Regions from separate parts of the Mus musculus genome. Here region 1 is linked to region 2. A link is a loop called in an ENCODE intact Hi-C map of the cell type or tissue named here. Cell type or tissue: heart. All regions are shown on one strand. Links, peaks and the distances in the headings refer to the core of each region. The heading gives the core; the rest is flanking DNA.

What was found. A loop is a pair of places that touch in the nucleus more often than their neighbours do. Peaks named below come from ENCODE experiments on the same cell type or tissue, not always from the same donor. Only the 100,000 strongest peaks of a DNase experiment are listed, where the experiment ranks them.
Region 1: a loop joins it to region 2, with 2.0 times the contacts of the local background. A loop is called at or near these places in 3 of 42 quality-filtered maps.

What each region holds. Positions count from the first base shown.
Region 1 is chr2:25,682,152-25,684,998 of GRCm38, forward strand. It overlaps Lcn10 (lipocalin 10), which reads left to right and starts at 575. Exons shown (of 6, transcript NM_178036.4): 1 at 575-736; 2 at 1,364-1,503; 3 at 1,878-1,948; 4 at 2,145-2,252. The coding sequence starts at 635. In heart, for the core only: a CTCF peak has its summit at 1,842; no DNase peak of the experiment used is centred there; H3K27me3 peaks cover 1,048 bases.
Region 2 is chr2:25,633,135-25,636,036 of GRCm38, forward strand. It overlaps Gm35630 (a long non-coding RNA gene), which reads left to right and starts at 2,010. Exons shown (of 4, transcript XR_866052.2): 1 at 2,010-2,490. It also overlaps a transcript of Fcna not described here. In heart, for the core only: a CTCF peak has its summit at 1,118 (motif pointing right); no DNase peak of the experiment used is centred there.

The DNA.
Region 1 (2,847 bases), core at 348-2,847, 49 kb after region 2:
ATGGGATATCAGGTCTGGAAATGGTGGAATGATGTCATTTACTAGAAAGTAACACATGTGGGTAGGGTGGGGTAAGGGGGTCAAAGCTTGTGCACACACGAATGCACCTCCCCATCTCTTCCCTGCCCTGGAAGAGCATCACTATCCCCTCAGACTCTATATATAGCCTTGGGAAGGGAGTCCCAAAGCTTATGCCTAGCTGCTACTGCTTCCCTCCCTGCTGTTCTGTGTGCATAAATGCCCAAGAAGCTCGTCTCAGACACTCTAGGCTTCTGCCTATCACCTGGGTTATGAGAGTCCCAAGGCACCAGGGGTAGGTGAGGCCTTCCAGGCTGTAGTAGTATGCAGGTGTGTGTACTTCTAGCCCTTTAGTAGTGAGGGATATGAGGAGCAGCCTCCATATGGCTTCTGAGAACAATGAGGTGTCCATCTTCAGGGGCCTCCCAGGCAGCCAGTGTCTGCTGCAGCCAAAAATGGCCCTGCTGAAGTTCTCAGAAGGAGGGGCACAGCCTGAAGCCACACCTGCCCACCTCCTCCCCACCCATCGAAGCAGCCTGAGCTTGAGGACCCACCCACCCTACAACAGGACAGATACAGTGAGATACAGGTTTAAACTGACCTGCCCGAGCTAAGGATGAAGTTAGAGATGGCCCTATCCATAGCTCTAGCCCTGGCTGTGGTGTCCTGGACGCAGGAGTTTTTCCCTAAGGAGGCCCAGACTCTCAACTGGAGCAAGGTGAGCCACACACCCCTTGGTATTTTTATTAGGTGCTAGGGTTAAAGACTGCAAGGACCAACTCTAGCTATGAGACCATCTGAGGTAATGTCCCCAGCAGGAGGGCAGAGCATGGTAGCTGTTGAGGCCGGCCAGGTTGGTTACCTATTCTCTCCCACCATGGCCCCAGCCCTGGGACCCTTCACAGACACCTCCACAAAGGAGCTGAGGCTGTAAGAGGAGCAGCAGAGCCAAGCAGTCGATGTGTCCTGAAGCAGGACTGTGGGTCTCAGTGTGAATAGCACAGTCACAGAGTTCTTAGGAGCAAGGGATTTGCCACAGGGACGAGCTGGTGGCTAGTGGCTCAGGGGCAAATGGAAGGACTGAGTACTTGTGTCACAGGGAGGCCAAGAGGGAAGGGGCCTCTGAGGTGGGTAGGGTGGACCCAGCCCAGGCTTCAGCCTCTGGGGTATCTGACCAGCCAAGCACTGGATCCTCTTCATTCTAGTCAGGGACAGGGTAGAACTCCCCTGTAGATACAGATGAGCTCTGGGGCTTGGGAAAGAATCACTTACCGGCTCTGTCTGGGAGCTTGAACAGGCATCATGGTGTAGCAGCTCACACTATCCTTCCCCCATGCCTCGACAGTTTTCAGGCTTCTGGTACATTATTGCCATCGCCACAGACACCCAGGGGTTCCTACCGGCTAGAGACAAGAGGAAGCTGGGGGCATCTGTGGTCAAGGTGCACAAAACAGGCCAGCTCAGGGTGGTCATCGCCTTCAGCAGGTGAGCGGGTGTGATGTGGGAGTGATCCTGGTACACCTTTGCAGGTTAGCCGGGGAAGCGGAAACTGTGGAGTTCTGAGAGTAGCCTTGTTAGGTGCTTCCACTACCTCTTTGTCCCCTAAAACCCAAAGGAGTGATTTGGGGAGAAATAGTGAGTGGAAGGGAGAGGGAGTTGGGAGTGAATCTCTCAGCTCTGGGCAGGCCTTTGCCCAAATGAGAAGATTCTCCTCCAGACTGGCCATCTTGCCTCTCCACCTCCCATCCCCGGGATCTAAGGACAAAGGGCAAGTAGACTGGGAGAAGTTGGCTGTAGAAAGTGGCAGCCAGTGGTTAAGAAGAGCCCTCTGGCTGCAGCTCACAGTATCTGTCCTCCAGGCCTCGGGGCTGCCAGTCCAGGGAGGTGACTCTGAAGAAGGACAGGAAGAGACCTGTGTTCAGGAATACCCGTGAGTAGGATGTCTGCGCCACGGAAATAAGCAGGTCGGCCAGACACCCAGGGTGGGTGAGCAGGCTGGCCGTGGTTCCAGAGCTGCCTGAATTCCTTTGAATGACCTGGCCTGGGAAGTGAGGTCAGTGAGGGCTCTATCCTGTGGGTGGGCACGGATGGGCAGGCCTCGGTGACCACTGGCGCTTCTCTTGAAGTCAAGGGAGTAAAGGGCTTCCATGTGCTGTCCACGGACTACACGTACGGCCTGGTATACCTCCGCCTGGGGCGTGGAGGCAGCAACTACAAGAGCCTGCTGCTTTTCAGTGAGTACCATGTGTAGAATCATCTTTGGGTGTCAGAGGCATGATGAGTGTGCTCGGGGACCAGAGACATAGAGGTGGGGGAGGGTGAAGGGAAGACAAGGCTGGCTAACCCGGAGTGGGGGATGGTTGGTGAAGGGTGGTCTGAAAGGGGCTGGAGAAGTGGAGCTTGCTGTGAGTAGGGCTGGAGGTGGTGGCAGTGGGGTAAGTCGACTGGAGACCCTCACCAGGAGGGGTCTAGATGCAGGAGCTGCAGTATGAGACAGCCTATGTATGAGTGTTGGGGTGTTGCCTAAGCGGAGGTAGGGATGTGGAGTGTGAGTTCCGAGCTCTGGGAAATGGAGCATTAGGATTGGGTGGCTGGAGCTGATGGACGAGGGAGTGTTAGGGAAAGTACTAGGGAGGGTAGATGGAGGTGACATGATGGAAAGGAGGGCACAAGCCTGGGCTACAGAGGGGGATCTGTGAAAAGAGCAGAGCAGAGGAGTGTTTAGCAAGCAGTGGGCTTGGCTGTGCCCAGGGATGGGCTACAGTAGACTGTAGGAACAGAATGACAGTGAGAGGGAGCACGGAAGATCAGGATGCAGCCCTCCAAGTG
Region 2 (2,902 bases), core at 93-2,592:
TATATTTGCTTTTTTTTTTTTTTTTTGATACAGGGTTTCTCTGTGTAGCCCCGTCTGTCTTAGAACTTGCTCGGTAGATCAAGCTGGCATCAAACTCAGAGCTCTGCCTGCCTCTGCCTCCCTAATGCTGTGATTAGAGATGTGTACCACCACCTCCTGACTTCCATTTTCTTTTTTATCTGTTTTTGTGGTAATGTGGGATTGAACCCAGGGCCTTGTGCAAGCTATGCAAGCTTTGTTCCATTGAGCTACAGCCTTGACTCTTTTTATCTCTTATTGTGAGACATGGTCTTACTAAGTTGCTCAGGCTGGCCTTGAACATCCTGTGTATCTTAGGCTGGCTTTGAATGCTCCTTGCAATCTTCCTTGGGGGACCACAAGGGAATCTGGCTGTTAGGCACCTCCGGCAGCAGGCCTCTGTTCCTCGTGGTTCTCGAGGAGGCAGGGAAAAGCTCAACGGTTGCCTGGGTTGGCTTCTACAGCTGCTCACCTCCCAGTGTGTCCTCACATGGCCTTCCTTGGTGGAGCTTATCCTGTGCCTGTCTAGTGTGGACTCCAGGTCTGCTGGCCTACTCTCAAACTCGTCTCCTGATGCTCAGCTCTCGGCAGACCATCCCCGAATGCAGGCAGGGTGCTAAGGCCTTGTCCAAGGACCCATGATAGCACAGTTTGTAACACTATCCTTCAGCCAGCCTGGCTCTGGCCCTGGGCAGAGGGGCCTTGGTGGTAGATGTTATAGTCCAGCAGTGTAGTGAGTGGCAAGAGCTGCCTGTGACTCAAGTTGGTCAAGGCCCTGGACAGGGAGAAGGACTGTAGTGCTTTCTTGTTTTTGTGATTCCTGGCTACCAATAAGTGGTTGCCAGACCCTTTATGACCTGGTCTTGGGAGGTCTTCCCCCTGTTGAGGGTGATCACAAGATACTCCTGGAGAAGTATATAGATATACTTCTAAGGCAGGCCTCACAGAATTCCCACTGTGGCTCAAGCAACCACAATTATGGCATTTCTCAAAGATCCAAGGCACACAGTTCATGGAGAGTTAGGAGGTGGGAGGGAGGAATGGGGATTCCAGAAAGAGAGCTAGAGGCCTATAGCAGGCGCTGCCTTTTTCTTTCATGCCAGAAGAGGGTGCTGGTGGCTGGAGGAGCAAAGTGTCCTTTAGGCTGAGTAGTTTTCCTGGGCTTCTGTGCAAAGGCCTTTGGTCTGGCTCTGGGTGGTGGTAAGAGGTACCCTGGCCCTTGTTATACCTCATGAAGTGCCATATTGCATGGCTCACAGAGGCCCATGGCATGTGGTCCTCCATCCTGTCTGTTTCCTGTACTCAGCATCCCTGTCAGCAGGATGCCACAAGAATATCCATGCTGACAAAATCTGGGGAGGTCTTCCTGTGTCCTCTCAGGAAGGGACGTTGGGTAGTTGGCAGATGGCCTCCTGACTCACTATAACCACAGTGTCAATATTGTTTCGGTTCAACATTTTCCTTGGTGAGGAGGAAGTTTGGAACACCAACCCCGGTAGAATTTGTATGAAAAGTTCGACAGACAGGTGAGAACTTCTAAGGAAGGAAGTCTCCTGGAACGGGTTGTGGGACTCCTGCCCGGAGCAAAATATTCAGCCATAGTTCTCATGGCAATTTATCTGTTCTATCTTCTTTTATTCTTTTTCTTACTTATGAGATGTTCCTGATGGCCTAGGCTAAGATCTTAAGCGAGAATAATGGGTACAAGAGCATCCCTTGGGATGGGGGCACTAGCCATGACCTTATCTCCAGGGAAGCCAGCGCTTCATTTTATAAATCATTTACAAGATAGTATTGATGGATAAAAACTTTCCCAACAATAAAATTTCACATGGCTACACGTGTGTCATCAGAAGTGGGCTTTGGTATGTTGTTTTAGAAAGCTTTAAATAAAAAGAATTAAAATAGTTTAAATTTATGTTTTGAAGAGTCACAAAAAGAACAGGTACTAGATGTTAAATAATAACTGACCATAAAAATGTATTGCCTTTTGCATCGATTCTGGCTCCACGTGGCTCACTCAGGGTATCACTCAGGGTGCATTGGTGGGGAAATGACTCCTTGTGGGAACACACTGGAGCGGTGAATCAGAGGTCTCAAGCCTTTACCATGGTTCCTGTTTGTCTTTCTGTTCGTCAAAGTTTGAGTCTGTCAGTCTGTTTGAACTTTATCTTGCAAGCGTTGGGAGGCTCAGAGAGCCTATGGTGTCTGGTGCAGTGTGGTCAAGTGTGATGGACAGACGTACCTTAACCTGGAGGGAGCCTGGAAGCCTCTGCTCCTTCTGGAACTGGCAAGACAATATCGGTGGCAGTGAGCCTTGCTATAACTGGTTGATCTGGCTCCTGCCTTATGGGCAGGAGCACCTGGTGTCTGTAACTGGGGCCTTTGAAGGGGCAAACTGTGTGTTGATTGTCTTTCTCTGTGTTCTTGAACTTGGACGCCCACCTGTGGCAGGGTTGCGCTGTCTGTATGGTGATTATTTTTCTCCGTGTTTGTTGGTATCTCGTTCTATGTTCTTGGACTTAGACTGACAGCAGTTTTTTGGACATTGGAAAGACTGAAAGACAAGTTGTTTATTCTCTGCTTCTCCGCATGACCCACTTGTAGGGACTTTTGACTTGTAGGTGATCAAAAGCAGTAGAGGAGAGAGTCTTTAGGCCAGGATCCTCATGGCACCCGTCGGACCAAGGGCCCTATAGAGTTACCTAGAAGAATCTAGTAGAGCCCCTCCCCCCTCACAGATGAAAGCCTTTCTTTCCCAAGACCCACCTCACAGGTTCTGGCCATTAGGAAGAAAGAAGCACGGGAGGAGAGATCTGGACCTGAGAAACTTCTGACCCTCCAAGACTCTTCAACAGCAGACCTGTTACTCCAAGACCCTCTT